Regions from separate parts of the Homo sapiens genome. Here region 1 is linked to region 2. The links are chromatin loops, found by intact Hi-C in ENCODE. Cell type or tissue: heart right ventricle. All regions are shown on one strand. Links, peaks and the distances in the headings refer to the core of each region. The heading gives the core; the rest is flanking DNA.

Region 1 (8,000 bases), core at 1-8,000, 67 kb after region 2:
TGGCTTAAGGAACTGTATCATATACCATCATCATCTCAATAGTTGCATGCATCAGGTCAGCAGAAGGTTCTGCTCCATGCAATCATTTAGGGACCCAGATGACAGTGCTCTGCCACTTTATCCATGTGCCTTCCCATGTCCCACTGGTCACCACTAGAAAGGGAGAACTCCAGGCCTGTCTTCAGTAAGGAGGCCCCTAGTTGCATGTATTGTGTCTGAGAGCTCACATTCCAATAGCGAGAGCCTGGCACGTGATCCCTGGCTGGGTGGCTATATCCCAGTGAGTGTGCACCACAGGAGAGAATGAGTGTAGGGGAGCAGCTCATGTCCCCGCCACACCTGTATGCCAGCTCTCATTAGGAGCCCCACACTTGGCCGGGCACGGTGTCTCACGCCTGCAATCCCAGCACTTTCAGAGGCCGAAGCAGGTGGATCACCTGAGGTTGGGAGTTTGAGACCAGCCTGGCCAACTTGGTGAAACCCCCTCTCTACTAAAACTACAAAAATTAGTCAGGCTTGGTGGCGTGCACCTGTAATCCCAGCTACTCAGGAGGTTGAGGCAGGAGAATTGCTTGAACCCAGGAGGTGAATGTTGACTGAGCCGAGGTCATACCACTGCCACTCCAGCTGGGCGACAAGAGTGAAACTTCATCTCAAAAAAAAAAAAAAAAAAAAAAGAGCCTCATTTTCTCCAGCCCGTCTTCCTCAGTTGAGCTCAAAAAGAGTAGTCGACTGCAGTTTCTGTGTCCTAATGTATGAAAAAAAAAAAGATAAAAAAGATATTCAGCTCAGCAAGATGATCTCAGTGAGGCTACTCAGAGGAAAGAAAGCAGTTTCTCTCTCTCTCTTGCTGACAGTGCAGAAACTTTAATTCCTGTAAGTTAAAGGGATATAGAATGTATCTGCACTGCTTTTTCCACCAGTTACATCCTAAGCCTAAAAAAGTAGGCCTGCTCCCTCTCTGTTCTGCCCCTGGACACATATCTCATGTGAACCCTGCACTGGGATGAACAGCCCAATTTTGCTGAACTCTAAACTGAGTTCCAAGAGTTTCCTCCTAAATTACAAGTGGAGTCACGCTTTTTCCAGAACTGCCCATCTGAATCAGAGCCTACGTGGTACATTTTCCAAAAGCTGGGCCAGAACACCTGGGCATTATTCCCGGACTGAATTTCCTTCTAGGTGATTACGGTAGGTCTGTGGTTTCTGATGTCAGAAGGAGATGGGGGCAGGACTTACCTCCTTCAGGCTCTGTCAGAAGGTGGGACACAGACGCTGCACAGCTCTGGCCTGGGGGTGCACAGGTCCCTCCCGGCTCAGCCTGCTCAGCTTTGGGTGATGTTCCCACAGTGGCCAGGACCGTGCGGCCTCCACGGCCAGCACAAATAGCGCCATCATCAACGACCGGCTCCAGGAGCTGGTGAAGCTCTTCAAGGAGCGGACAGAGAAAGTGAAGGAGAAACTCATTGACCCTGACGTCACCTCTGATGAGGAGAGCCCCAAGCCCTGTGAGTCTGGAGCTGGAGGGGGTCTACCTGGATGGGGATGGGGTGGGGCCTCCAAAGTTCCCTGTCAACTCATGGCAAGGGTGGCCCCAAGGAAATGGTTGAGGTCCATGAGAGAAGCCCAGATCCCCACTCTCTGGATTTGGGATCCATATGTACAGGTTGAGATATGTACCCAAGGGTGGGAAGATCAAAGTTCTGACCAACAATCCACTTGCACTCGGCCCTCTCTCCCATGGGGCAAGTGCCTTCCTTGACCCTTCTGTCCCTTTCCTACTGGTAGGTGAGTGGTGCCACCCCAAAATGTATCTTATGGTCTTACACTCAGATTGTGTGCACAGCCTGCTCTGGAACTAGGCAGTCCTATTTTTCAGAGATGTCAGTGCCTTGAAAGTTCTTATTGAGGCTATCCGAATTTTTCTTTTCTTTCAAGGTATCAGGAGGAAATAAGACACATGATCTCTTGTCAGGGAGATTTTTTAGATCTTTCCAGAGGAAGGCTGTATCTTGGAAATCATGGTGCCCACAACAGGCCATGCAGAGCCTGATGTCCCAGTCTTGAAGCTGGAAAACATAGCCATATTGAACCTATAAGAGCCAATCCCTAGACCAAAAGTATCATCATAGATGCACAGGGAGGCTGTGATCCCATCTGGTCTCTGTTTTTAGAGATGAAAGAGTTGAGATTCCCTCTCAGAAACCTGGAGCAATACTTCCTTGATTTTGTTAGGCCCTTCAGCATTCCAGCCATGGGTACTGGGAACACTGGGTACAAAATGCCCCCATCCCATCAGAGGGAACAAAGGGGGTCTAAGCACAACACACAAGCAGACATTGAAACATCCAACTGGCCCAGAAACAGCTCATTTGGGGCAGCTTCTGAGAAGCAGTTCCAGACTGTAATTGGTAAGAACTTCTGGGTGGGCACCCAGGTTGCTGTTGCTGTTGAGGAGGGTTGTGGAGTTCACTCCAGAAGAGCACCTTGGGTTCTGCACACAGAGCTTGCAGTAGCTTGTATAATGGTGCCAGGGTCCTCTCAGATCTGGATCCAAGGTCTGCAGTTGGGACCCTTCTCTCTGCATCCTCTACCTGGGCCTCAGGGCTGGTTCAGATGGTCACCAATGTCATCCCACAGCCCCAGCCAAGAAAGCCCCAGAGCCAGCTCCAGACACAAAGCCCGCTGAAGCCGAGCCAGTGGAAGAGGAGCACTATTGCGACATGCTCTGCTGCAAGTTCAAACACCGCCCCTGGAAGAAGTACCAGTTTCCCCAGAGCATTGACCCGCTGACCAGTGAGTCCTGGGGAATGGGTGTTCCCACTGTGTAAGATGAGAGAGCAGGAGAGTTGGAGCGGGATGGGGAGAGGGTCAGGGGATTCAAGAGGTGGGATGGGAGGCCACAGACAACCTGGGTTCATGATCTTTTATACCTTTCAAAAGTATTCCACAGTTTCTTGCCTGATTCTCAAAACAAACCCAGCCTGGCTAACATGACGAAACCCTGCCTCTATTAAAGATACAAAAATTAGCTGGGTGTGGTGGTGCACACCTGTAATCCCAGCTACTTGAGAGGCTGAAGCAGGAGAATCATTTGAATCCAGGAGGTGGAGAGTGCACTGAGTCAAGATCGCACAATTGCATTCCAACCTAGGTGACAGAGTGAGACTCTGTCTTAAAAACAACAACAAAAGTCCCTGGAATAGGAACATAAGATCATACCCATTTTACAGATGAGGAAACTAAGGTACAGATAAGTCAGCCAGGGTAAAGATGCAACTAGTTAGTGCGGACCCAGGACTCCTGACTCTTGGCCAAGTCCTTTTTCACTCTGGTCGTGCTGGCCTTTTCCTAGAGCTCCTGCTCTGAACAGAAAAAGAGCAGGAATGTGAATTCCTCTTGCTTCCCTTTAAGCCCACTTCATATTCCTCAGAAATAACCCACTTCATATGTGCATAGCACTTTAGAGTTTACAGAGGGCTCCCTGCCTTTCTTATCTGACCTTTTCCTGTGATTTCTCAGAAGAGGGCAGGTGCCAGAGAGGGACTTTCTCAAGGTCACACATTTGGGGGGCAGGACTTCAACCCTGGTGTCCACTGGATTCTTTAAATAACCTGATGGGCTGGGTACATTGGCTCACACCTGTAATCCCAGCACTGTGAGAGGCTGTAGTGAAAGAACTGCTTGAGCCCAGGAGTTCAAGATCAGCCTGGGCAACATAGTGAGACCTCATCTCTACAAAAATAGTAAATAAATAAATAAATAAATAAATAAATAAATAAATAACCAGATGATCTGGAATACCCATCTATCCATCCATCCATCCATCCATCCATCCATCCATCCATCCATCCATGCATTCACCTGTCTGTCCATCTATCTGTCCATCCTTCATGCATTATTTACTATTCTGTATTTACTGAGGAAGAAAATACATTTTGGGAAAAAATTAAAGAAGAATAAAAGCAAATGAGTTTTCCAGTTGGCTGCCTATTATCTTATAATACCAGCATAGTCCCTCCTGAGAGTACTCTGATTTATTAGGGATTAGCAGTAATTTATTTTTAAAACAGATAGTTGTGTTTTTTTTTTTAAGTAGAGATGGGGGTCTTGCTATGTTGTCCAGGCTGGTCTTAAACTCCTGGGCTCAAGCAATCCTCCCACCTAGGCCTCCCAAAGTGCTGGGATTACAGACATGAGCCACTGTGCCTGGCTCCTAAAGCAGAGAGTTGTGTGTGTGTGTATGTGTGTGTGTGTGTGTGTGTGTATATATACACACACACACACATACACACACTCTTACAAAAGTGCCACATGTAGTAGTTGAAGGAGTAGAAAGAACAAAACCCTACCTGATCCAACTGGTGAAGAGCCTTGCCTGGCTGATGCTCTAGCGTCCCCGTCAACCTTCCCCACAGACCTGATGTATGTCCTATGGCTGTTCTTCGTGGTGATGGCCTGGAATTGGAACTGTTGGCTGATTCCCGTGCGCTGGGCCTTCCCCTACCAGACCCCGGACAACATCCACCACTGGCTGCTGATGGATTACCTATGCGACCTCATCTACTTCCTGGACATCACCGTGTTCCAGACACGCCTGCAGTTTGTCAGAGGCGGGGACATCATTGTGAGTCACAGGCAGGTGGTGTTGGGGTGACCGGGGGCAGACCGCTCAGCCAGAGCCTCCAGGGCACTGACCCCTGATGCTGTCATAGATGACAAAATAAGTGAATAAGGAAATCTCAAGAACGGCTGCTGTGCTTGTTCAATAGCATGGTTGTTTATTTTGCATGCCTTTGATACGTTCAAATTACGCACATCAGATATTGCTCATAGGTGAAATAGTTCCTGGACCACTTGACAGAATCAAAGATAGAGAAGTGGTCCAGGGAATGGTCTTTAGTGAGGATGTACCTGGTTTGAATCCCACCTCCACCACAACTAGCTGAATCGCCTCTGTTTCCTCATCTGTAGAATGGGGCTAGTAATAGCTTCCACCTCCCAGTGTTGCCATGAGGATTGGTTGAAACGATGCATGCGGGGCGCTCAGCACAGGTATCCACTGGCAATTGACTTCTCCCAGGGGTCCTGCAAAAACACACTGATGCTCTCCTACTTGGGCCAATTTGAGACCCTGGCCTCTGGTCCAGCCCCGTGCACCACCCCTGCCTTACCAGGGAGGAAACTGAGGCCCTGACTGTGACTTCTCAGGAACAGGAGACACAGTCCCTGTCTCCCAGTGTGGGTCACTTTCCAAAATTCCACCCCGGCAGTGCCTGTTTTGCTGTGTGCAGACAAGCTCAGGTTTTGCCTGTAAACGATTTTCCTTGGAGAGATTTAAAGAGAGTAAAGTAAAAAGTAAAGAGATTTCCTTGGAGAACCTCTTTTCTGGCCTGATCAGAGTGACTACCAATTCCTTAGTAAACAGATGTGCAAATGGTCCAGGTAAGACCAATGGGCAGAGGGAATAAGCTTAATGTCCTTGCTTTCCACCCAAGAAATCAGGATCTAGCTGGGTGACCAGAACAGATCCCTCCTCCCTGGGGGCTGGGCCTCTCCACCCATAAAACTCAAGGCTTTCACCAAGGCTCAGATGGTCCTTGGGCTGTTATGCTCGTTTCAGGGTGGGGTTCTTGGGGAAGTTTCACAATTGCTCCACAGGGTCAGAGATTAAGCTGTAAGGTCATTTCACCATCATCATTCCCTTTCTTTCAGACGGACAAAAAGGACATGCGAAATAACTACCTGAAGTCTCGCCGCTTCAAGGTGTGTGCCGGGCATGCAAGGTTTAGCGTCTGCGGGGTTTCAGAAGGGGGTGCCTCAGAGGGCCCTGGGTGCCTGGGGCGTTCATGAGATGTGGTTTCTGCCACACGGAGGGATGCTGGTCCCTGTGGGAGTGTCCTCCAAACCACAAGCCCCAGGAGACCAGCACAGGCTGGGTAGCCCCCAGAAGTTATCTTTCTTCTTTTTCTTTTCTTTTCTTTTTTTTTTTTTTTTGAGACAGGGTCTAACTCTGTCTCCCAGGCTGGAGTTCAGTGGTGTGATCTCGGCTCACTGCAACCTCTGCCTCCTCGTTCAAGCACTCCTCCTGCCTCAGCCTCCCTAGTAGCTGGGATTACAAGTGTGCGTCACCACACCCAGCTAATTTTTGTATTTTTAGAAGAGACAGGGTTTCACCATGTTGGGCAGTCTGGTCTCGAACTCCTGACATCAAGTGATCTGCCTGCCTTGGCCTCCCAAACTGCTGGGATTACAGGCATAAGCCACCGTGCCTGGCCAGAAGCCACCTTTCATTGTGTCTGTACCACTCCCGCCCCTTACTGTATGGCACAGCAGCCACTATCGAGGATAATGAAGCTGCCCTTGGGGCTGGCAACACGGGCTTTGAAGCCAAACAAGGGCTTGTCGGTGGGACACCTTCTGCCCTCTAGTTTTAAGCTCTACTGGGGCATTCTGACCTCACCTTTCCATGGAAGGGAGAGACTCCGCCTCTCACTCCCCTCACCTTCCACCCTGGAGTCATCCGTTTTACCCCCATGGTGTCCCACTGGGATTTCAGATGGACCTGCTCAGCCTCCTGCCCTTGGATTTTCTCTATTTGAAAGTCGGTGTGAACCCCCTCCTCCGCCTGCCCCGCTGTTTAAAGGTAGGACTGCTGGGCCCACCACCCCAGGCCTTCAGCTCATCCCTGCTCTGCACCGACACTGGCATCTTCGTGTCTGCCCCCAGCAGCACTGGGGAGGGGAGTTCCTCAAGGGATGGCCCGAGGGGAGATGCATTTATTCCACGTGTGTCTTAGTGGAAAGTTCATTACAATTTGCTAGTGCTTCTGTGGTGCTGCATGTTAGGTAGTATTATTGCCAGCATTTTACAAATGAAGGACTGGGGCACAGAGAGGTTAATTAATTTGCCCAAAGTCACACAGCCAGGAGGGAGTGGAGCCCAGATATGAATGCAGGTCATCTGTCTCCACTGTTTACGCTCTCAGTGATTATAGAGACTCTCAAGAGGGGATCTTCTGCTTTATGATGGTCTCTGTCTAAAAGATGGGGACATTGGTGCTTGGAGAGGCTGGGGGACTTGCCCTAGGTCGCAGGAGCAAGGAAGTGCCAGGGATGGATTTGAATGCACAGCCAGACACCCGTTTCATCACTGGCCAGGCCTCAGTGTCATTCCAGCCATTCCTTCTGGCACTCACTGGGCAGAGCGAAAGTCTCCAGGATGGTCTGGCTGCCACAGCTGGCCATGGTCCTGTCACGTGATCAGGGTGGATAGCCACTCAGAGCATTCAGGATCCCCCAAATGGATTTTGATGGCCAACCAATCACATTCATCTGTCTCCTGAAATGAAGACTGGTGCCTTTTTCTGAAAACAGTACTGAGGGAATTTACAAAAAATGCAAATGCAATAACATGAACAACCCAGAGAAACAGGGCAGAGAAAACTAGGGGGCGTGCAAGTGCCCTGATGAGAAGAAAGCACACCTATGTGGAATCGAGCATGGAAGCTGCCTCTGAGCTTCCTGGCTGCCAAGAGGAAGGGGGAAAGTGGAATTGGCACCATTCTTATTTGACACATACCAGCCTCCCAGGGGCTGCAGAGGTTGCTTTAGAGCCAAACATCAGAGTGAGGAAGGTTGGGTCCACAGGCCAAGTTTCACCCCAGACGCAGAGGTGAGATCCATACCTTGGGTCACATGGTGGCCCCAGTGAGGGGGCAAAACTCACAGGCCTAACATTGAACACCATTCAGTGGACAAAACTCTTTAAGTGAGCCATCCAAGCCCCTGTTCTTTCTGCCTCCAGTTTAAACTGTGGCTGGAACTAGAATGAACACATGGATGATAACTGGAATATCCCTTAGAGAATCTTCATAAATACTATTTTCAAATATCAAAAAATAAATCCAAAGATCTAGAGGTGGTATAGCATAAGGAGAGAGCTTGCAGCTCTGAGTCTGGCCTGGGTTGGAATGCTGACTCTCTCACATACCAGCTGTG
Region 2 (8,711 bases), core at 1-8,000:
AATAAGTCTCACGAGATCTGATGGTCTTATAAGGGAAACGCTTTCGCTTGGCACTCATTCTCTCTTGCTGCCACCATGTAAGAAGTGCCTTTTGCCTTCCACCATGATTATGAGGCCTCCCCAGCCATGTGGAACTGTGAGTCCATTAAACCTCTTTCTCTTCCCAGTCTTGGGTATGTCTTTATCAGCAGCATGAAAACAGACTAATACACCCCCTTACCATGCTGGAGATGCTCTTCCCTAGCCCCCTGGATGGCGTTATTCCAGACCTGGGCCAGGAGTCCCCACACTGTCCCCGGGACATCATACCTTCCTTTCACAGGAGTGGCTTGGAATGGATGGTTGGTGGGTAGACAAGGGCTAGTCCTGAAGCTTCATGGATAGAGCAGAGGACTTTTTGCTTAAATGACATGTTTATTGGTGGTGCTTTGGAGAGCGGGGAACTTTCTTCTCTGAGTGGCTTCATGCATCTCATGCAAGTTTAGACTCTACATTCTGTTGCGTCACAGGAATCAAGGCCATAGGCCTGGCCAGCTCCCCTTGCCCCAGCCTGCTCCCACACCTTCAGGGGGACCCCAGGCACAGGGAAGCCCCCCAGAGCACACCAGTATGACAAGAGCTTCAAAAAGGCACCTAAAAATAGCTTTCTAGCCCTCTCCCTTTCTTCTTAGGGCTCAAATTCAGGATCTGAAATGGAGGGGGCTTGGGTGTGGGGCTGCAGGCAAGGGGCTGGAGCACATCTCTTGCTCTTGGATCTCAATTCTGGCTGGACCTTGCGGCTTACACCCTGACTCTCAAACCAGGTCACCAGACATTTTTCTCCAACCCCCCACCAGTCCTCCAGGAGTTGGCCGGGGACGGGCAAGGGTAAGATACTGTCATCCTGTGGCCCTGACCCTCTCCCAGGCTGTGCAACACACACAGACAGAGACAATTGCGTGTGTCTCTAAGGGAGCATTAGGTTTATTTCTAGTTAGGCTGAACTCCTGGGGAGATGGCTGGTGCCACCATAAGTCCTCTGTCTGGCCAGGGGACCTGAGGTGGCACCGTCCGGCAGCCTGGGAGTCAGCCTCCTTTCCAGAGATTAATGCCAGGGGGTCAGGTAGTTGACACGACTGTGGAGAGAAGTAGGGGTGAGGTGGGGGTTTCCAGGGTGTCCTAGGGGAAAAATCAGGCTTTTCCCCTCTAGGATCTGAAAACACAGCTTCCAGCCAGCCTCTATGTGGCTCAGGAGACTTCAGTGGCTCCCTGTTTTCTGTATTTTCAGCTGTCCTCCTTAGCTTTCAAGCTAACCTCCCTCCTTTGACTGTGCCTCATCCTTCTCTCCCATTGATACCTAACTATGAACAGCTTCACCCATTTTTCAATCATTTAGTGAACCTACTCTGTTAGGCATCATATGGTAGCAAAACCCAGAAACGTTTCCCCGTGTGGGAGACGGGAAGGCTGGTTTCTGTCAATAATGACAGTGCAATAGTCTGAGTATTGCACTCGATACTCAGGGACACAAAGGTAGTGACCAATGGGAGGGAGTGTGAGCCGGTGGGGAGAGGCAGAGGGTGGGGGAAGACTTCAAGGAGGATGGCACATCTGGGCTGGGCTTTGAAGAGCATGAAGGAGGCCGGGCACTGTAGCTCACGCCTGTAATCCCAATACTTTGGGAGGCTGAGGTGGGTGGATCATAAGGTCAGGAGTTCGAGACCAGCCTGACCATCATGGTGAAACCTCATCTCTACTAAAAATACAAAAATTAGCCAAGCTTGGTCATGCGCACCTGTAATCCCAGCTACTCAGAAAGCTGAGGCAGGAGAATTGCTTGAACCCGGGAGGCGGAGGTTGCAGTGAGCTGAGATCAGGCCATTGCACTCTAGCCTGGGCGACAGAGTGAGACTCCGTCTCAATAATAATAATAATAATAATAATAATGGCACGAAGGAGTTTTCCAGGCAGAGGAGGAAGGGCCATCTAGGCGCTGAAACAGCACAGGCAAAGGTGTGAAGAGTGCTTGGTCTGCTGGGTTTCGGGGGAGTCTAGTCTGGCTGGAGTGTACAAAGTGGGGCCGGGAGGGTGAGAGATGGCTTAGTTATGAAAATGTTTGAGTATCCTGCAACCTCTTGCAAGAGGTGCTTATCTTGGAGATAAGAACTCTTGTTCTTATCTTATCTCTTTACTTGTGGGGCGACCCTGCCGGGAAGACCACTTAGCCCCCTCCCTTAGGGCCTCTCCGCACCCTAAAAGGCAGATTCTCGGCTCTCTCCCTTGTGTTTCTTATTTGTCTGTTTTCTCTCCTTCTAGTTAACATCCTCGCCCTATCCTTTTGGCCTCCTCCAGTCAAACCTGGTGGGATGTGGACCCCCTCCCGCGTCCACCCCCACCCCAGTGGGCTGCACATTTGCCAGGGGCGGATCTCTCCAGAGCGAAGCAGCTCGCGCCCTCCCAGGAGGGCCCCTCCTCCTCGCCAGGCCTCGCTGGGGCAGGGGGGTTTCAGAGTCAGGGAGCCCCGAGGCTGTCCCCAGCAGTCGGATGAGAACGTGGTTGGCTGTGGGGCGGGACAGGACCGTTCCCCTACCTGTAGCTGGAGCCGAAGCTTCGGAAAGTGTTCCTGGGAAAGAACGGGGCGGGTGAGCACGAGATGGGAAGGGGCGACCCTCTCTGGGCGCCTCACTCGACCTCGGGAGCCACCCCCTCTCCCCGCCATCCCTCCTGAAGGGTTCCAGGGCGCCTTCACCCAATGCGAACGCCTCCACTCCGCAAGGGTGGAGTTGTCAGGGAGGGCAAGGTGCTCCGTTTAGTAGGAATTACACATGTATTCATTTGAAATTGCAATTTGTTTCTGGTGTATTGGAGCCAATTTTTCCCAGTTCTCACGTTTTCAAGGGGCATTGCCTGTGCGCTAGGAAAGCGGCCCAGACCTCATCCTCCCTCCTCCAGATATGGGGTCCCCGGGCGCGTGGCGTCACTTACAGGGAGTCGAAAGGCAGGGGCTTCTGTCCGTAGCGGTCCAGGCTGGGGTTCTGGCTGAGGCAGTACTGAGGCGGGCAGCAGGGATAGGGGCGCGGTGAGTCGGGGGAGCACGGACGCCCTGCCCACGCCCCACACAGGGCTTCCTGCTAGAGACCGTGGTCCTGAAGACTGGGAGGCCCTGCTCTGGGTCTCCTCCCCCCTCAACCCCCGGCTTAAGCCGCTCCCCACCAGGACCCCCGCTCCCCGCTCAGGGACGGGTCTGCGCGCAGCGCTCCCTACCCGCCAGGTCTGGGTCACGTCGGGCTTCAAGTACCGCACCGCGTAGCCGCTGAGACCCTCCGCTGCGAACAGAAAGCCCCTCTCGAGCGCTCATCCGCCCCCCCCCAGGACAAGCCCCGCCTCCTCATCTAAGCCCCGCCCACAATCCAGCCCCGCCCACAATCCAGCCCCACCCACACGTGTACGGAGAACAGGTCCCGCCTCCGCTGCCCCACCAGGGCAAAGCCCCCGGCCCGAAGGCTCCGCCTGGCTCCGCCCCCTCCCCAAGGGCAGTCCTGCCTCCAGATCCGCGCGCACGTCTCGGCTCCACCCACCGCAAGTGCCACAGCTTCATCTCAGCGGCCCCGCCCTGTTTCTGCCTGGCCCGCCGCCTGCGTTCCCGTCCGCAGTCCACGTTCCCTGCTCCAGCCCCGCGGCCCACCTGCCCGGCAGTTCCTTCAGCGGCCCGTAGACTGACCTCGCTTCCTCAGGCAAGGCAGCTTGAACTCCCCGGCCGAGGACACGAAGTGGGACCAGTCCTCGATGGCGCGCGTGAAGCAGGGCCAGTCCACTCGGTTGATGCCTGGCGCGATGGGCGCCAGCTTTCCCTCGTGGTACCTGTTGCGAAGCTTCTGGCCTGTGGCGGTGATGTCCTGACAGGGCCACGGGGGTCAGGCCCGCGCGGCCGTAGCCGCAGGAGCCTAGGGAAGCCATCCCAGTCCATCCCAAAGGCCTCAGTTGACAAGTGGCCCGGTGCATTGGACCGAGGGGGCGCCCGAAGTCGTGAACCCGGATGGGGTGATGTGGGGAGCGGGAGTCCCAAGCAGGCACCTGAGAAGGTGCGCGGGGTGTAGATCCCAGGACCAGAGGTGCTTGGGGCTGGTGCCCCTTAGCAAACCCAAGGGCAGGGCAAAGGACACTCACCAAACACTGCAGGGGTTTGTTGGGGACCCCAAGGAGTGTAAAATGGGCGTTGTCAAATTCATCTGTTGAAACAAGAGAAAGGGAGAAGAGGTGTCTCCTTCACCAGTGGTCAGAGGTCATAGGAGAACTTTGGCCCACACTGTACTTTAAAAATTTTTTGAGGCCGGGCACGATGGCTCACACCTGTAATCCCAGCACTTCAGGAGGCCGAGGCGGGTGGATCACTTAAGGTCAGGAGTTCCAGACCAGACTGGCCAACATGGTGAAAGACCATCTCTACTAAAAATGCAAAAATTAGCCAGGCATGGTGGCGAGCACCTGTAATCCCGGGTACTCGGGAGGCTAAGGCAGAAGGATCACTTGAGTCCAGGAGGTCGAAGCTTCAGTGATCATGCCACTGCACTTCCACCTGGGTGACAGAGCAAGATCGTGTCTCAAAAAAAGAAAAAAAAGGCTGGGCACGGTAGCTCACACTTGTAATCCCAGCACTTTGGGAGGCCAAAGCGGGTGGATCACTTGAGCTCAGGAGTTCGAGACCAGCCTGGGCAACAAGGTGAAACCCTATCTCTACCAAAAATACGAAAAATTAGTTGAGTGTGGTGGCACGCGACTGTAGTCCCAGCTACTAGGGAGGCTAAGGCACGAGGATCACTGGAATCCAGGAGGTGGAGGTTGCAGTGAGCTGAGATTGCGCCACTGCACTCCAGCATGGGCAACAGAGCGAGACTCTCTTAAAAAATTTTTTTTTAATTTGACAACTTAAAAAAAATCTAAGATAAAATAGTATTCACATCTTACCTTTGCAACAGAATAAAACTCCAAAGATTCCAATGTAAAAAGTGAACATGGGCAAATTCTTTTATAATCTTGGGATGGGAAAGGCCTTAATAATTTTAATTAAAAATCCAGAAGCTTTAAAGAAAAGATTGATAAGTTAAATACATAAAAATAAACTTCTACATGGCAAAAACAAATGTCAAAAAACAAATGGAAAAAATATTTCCACTTATTTTACAGATATTAATATTAATTAATATTCCTTAATATTGAAAGAGTGCCTAGAAATCAAGCAAAACAAAAAATGCCAGGTATGGTGGCTCGAGCCTGTAGTCTCAGCTACTCAGGAAGCTGAGGCAGGAGGATTGCTTGAGCCCAGGAGTTTAAGGCTGCAAGTGAGCTGTGATCATGCCACTGCCCTCCAGCCTGGGTGGCATAGCGAGACCTTGTTTTTAATAAATAAATTAACAAGTTGAGGAATTTCTCTATACAAGAACTCCAAGGTGCAGATGGGTATATACAATATGCTACCATTTGCTTTAAAAAAAATTTTTTTTTGAGACAGAGTCTCGCTCTGTCGCCCAGGCTGGAGTACAGTGGCGCGGTCTCGGCTCACTGCAACCTCCGCCACCCAGGTTCAAGCGATTCTCACGCCTCAGCCTCCCGAGTAGCTGGGATTACAGGTGCGTGCTACCATGCCTGGCTAATTTTTGTATTTTTAGTAGAGATGGGGTTTCACCATGTTGGCCAGGCTGGTCTTGAACTCCTGACCTCAAGTGATCTGTCCACCTCAGCCTCCCAAAGTGCTGGGATTACAGGCGTGAGCCACTGCGCCCGGCCTACTGTTTGCTTTAAAATGGTAGACTAAACATAGACTGTTGGAAACAGAGAATATATATTCAGGTCATCACCTTAACCAAATAATCAAACTTAGCATCACAAATAATGTGATAATGAAATTCTGTGCCTCCTGCTGCAGCATTATGGCAAACACGGCATCTGTCGCCTGTGAAAGATTCTGGCCAGCAGTGTTTAACCTGGTGATTCAGATCTCTACACCTAGCTGCTGGTTTACAGAAAATAGATTAACAAGATAAGAAACACCATGAAGAAACAGTGGCTCAAATTCACCATATGGGACTGTCTACAACACAACTGTTAGAGACTTTAAAAAGTCAGTATGATGGTGGGCAATGGAAACTGGGTGGACTGTTTTAGACTAAGACAAAAGACATAACAAGTAACTGAAATACGTAATCCTAGATTGAATTCTTGTTCCAAAAAATCATTTTAAAGCCAGAAAAGACATCTTTGAGGGCAATTGGGGAGATTTTAATATGGTCTGGATATTAGATGTTGTAGAAGTATTGTTAGCTTTCCTAGGTGTGATAATGGTATTGTGTCATGTAGAAGGATGTTTTTGTCATTGGGAGCTGCTTGCTAAAGGGTGTCCAAGAATGTAAGAGAGAGGGCGAGAGAAGCAAAAATATGGCAAAAATCAACTGAAGCAGGAGGAAGGTGGTGGGTACTCATAGTAGTATTCTTTCAACTTTTCTCCATTTGAAAATGTTTATCATGTAAACTAAAAATAAAATCCTGAGGTCTCCGCAATGTATTGACTGAGCGGACCCCCCTCTTGGCTAAGGGGATCCCCCAAAACCTTGAAAAACTGAGTTCCCAGCCATAATGGGACAGGAGGTCAGACATGCTTCATTCCACCCCTGCCTTTTTGCGGTTTAGACACAATAAATGACCAGCATTAATGTTAAACTAGCAATCACAAGGCCAGGTGCGGTGGCTACGCCTGTAATCCCAGTGGTTTTGGAGGCCAATCACTTGAGGTCAGGATTTTGAGACCAGCCTGGCCAACATGGTGAAACCCCATGTCTACTAAAAATACAAAAATCAGCTGGGCGTAGTGGCACACGCCTGTAGTCCCAGCTAGCTACTCAGGAGGCTGAGGCAGGAGAATCACTTGAACCGGGGAGGCGGAAGTTGCAGTGAGCCGAGATAGCGCCACTGCACTCCAGCCTGGGTGACAGAGTGAGACTCTGTCTCAAAAAAAAAAAAAAAAAAAAAAAAAAAAGAGAAAGAGAGAGAGAGAGATTACAAGACTAAGAGAACAGACTCTTTGTGGCAATAAGATACCAAATTATAATAATAATAATAATAATTATTATTATAATAATAATAATTATTATTATTATTGAGACGGAGTGTCACTCTGTTGCCCAGGCTGGAGTGCAATGGCGCGATCTCGGCTCACTGCAACCTCCGCCTCCTGGGTTCAAGCAATTCTCCTGTCTCAGTCTCCCAGTAGCTGGGATTACAAGCACACACTACCACACCTGGCTAATTTTTGTATTTTTAGTAGAGACAGGGTTTTACCATATTGGTCAGGCTGGTTTTGAACTCCTGACCTCAGGCGATCCACTTGCCTTGGCCCCCCAAAGTGCTAGAATTACAGGCGTGAACCGCCACGCCCGGCCAAGATACCAGATTATTAACAGGACCTAAGGCCATGCCAGGCAAGGGTTAAGTCACGCACCCCTACACTTAAAGAATAAACTACAGGCTGGTCGTGGTAGCTCACGCCTGTAATTCCAACACTTCGGGAGGCTGAAGCTGGAGGATCACTTGAGCCCAGAAGTTGGAGACCAGCCCTGGCAACATAGTGTAACCCTGTCTCCACACAAAACAAACAAACAACAACAACAGCAACAAAAATAGCCTGGCATAGTGGTGTGTGCCTGTAGTCCCAGCTACTCAGGAGGCTGAAGTGGCAGGATCACCTGAACCTGGGAGGTCGAGGCTGTAAAGAGCCATGTTTTTGACATTGCACTCTAGCCTGGGTGATGGAGAGAAACTCTGTCTAAAAAAACAAAACAAAACAAAACGAAAAGCAAAACACAAAAATAAATAAGCTATGTTTTAATTGCCATGAGGTTTTTCTTTTTCTCTAGCCCTGGACTTGAGATAAGCAATATTAAAACAATTACAACTCATACAGCTCACAGATGCTGATGAACTGACCCCCTGATCCACCAGCCACAGCTATGCCTTTGATTGCATAAGAGGCTGATTTCAGTAACTTTCTCCAGGTAAGAAGACCACCAACCATGGACTGGTCCTGCCCAGCATACAGAGGCTGCTCACTTGCTGGGCTTCGCGTCCTGAAAAGAACTTTTGACGTATAGGGACTAATTGTAATACATTTAAAGGTTAAGTCTCCACCTCAAAGCGAACATGGGTTGTATGTTACATGCATGTTTGTTCAATATGCCCATGTCAGTACTATCTTCATGAATATTCATAGCTCCTCCTATAAACTATTGAATATGTATGTTTAGCCAACCCTTTGAACATAAAGCTCTTACCCAACCCCTCCTCCTTTGACATGCCTATCTTTGGGCTTAAGCTGGAGGCACACTTTCCAGCCTGTGGGATGGCCACCTGGCAGCTATAACCCCTTGTAAGAAATAAAGTCTCCTTTTCTAAACTTATACATTTATTTTTATTTTTTGAAGATGGAGTCTCGCTCTGTCACCCAGGCTGGAGTGCAGTGGCTCCATCTCGGCTCATCGCAACCTCCGCCTCCCGGGTTCAGGTGATTCTCCTGCCTCAGCCTGGGAGCTGGGATTACAGGCACCCGCCACCCCGCCCGGCTAATTTTTGTATTTTTAGTGAAGATGGGGTTTCACCATGTTGGCCAGGCTGGTCTCGAACTTCTGACCTCACGTGATCTGCCTGCCTTGGCCTCCCAAAGTGCTGAGATTGTGGGTGTGAGC

The links. A loop is a pair of places that touch in the nucleus more often than their neighbours do. Peaks named below come from ENCODE experiments on the same cell type or tissue, not always from the same donor. Only the 100,000 strongest peaks of a DNase experiment are listed, where the experiment ranks them.
Region 1: a loop joins it to region 2, with 3 times the contacts of the local background. A loop is called at or near these places in 20 of 110 quality-filtered maps.

What each region holds. Positions count from the first base shown.
Region 1 is chr16:57,913,895-57,921,894 of GRCh38, reverse strand. It overlaps CNGB1 (cyclic nucleotide gated channel subunit beta 1), which reads left to right. Exons shown (of 33, transcript NM_001297.5): 19 at 1,351-1,508; 20 at 2,641-2,796; 21 at 4,419-4,627; 22 at 5,716-5,766; 23 at 6,560-6,646. Among named protein-coding and RNA genes, the nearest start is that of CNGB1, 53 kb to the left of the region's middle. In heart right ventricle, for the core only: no CTCF peak of the experiment used is centred there; no DNase peak of the experiment used is centred there.
Region 2 is chr16:57,979,800-57,988,510 of GRCh38, reverse strand. SPMIP8 (sperm microtubule inner protein 8) reads right to left here. Exons shown (of 8, transcript NM_199456.3): 3 at 4,147-4,208; 4 at 3,701-3,875; 5 at 3,244-3,305; 6 at 2,965-3,029; 7 at 2,570-2,602; 8 at 395-1,115. The coding sequence ends at 1,085. Among named protein-coding and RNA genes, the nearest start is that of SPMIP8, 7.6 kb to the right of the region's middle. RefSeq lists an enhancer at 3,152-3,301. In heart right ventricle, for the core only: no CTCF peak of the experiment used is centred there; DNase peaks (open chromatin) are centred at 3,131 and 3,500; H3K4me3 peaks cover 1,733 bases; H3K27ac peaks cover 58 bases; H3K27me3 peaks cover 1,305 bases.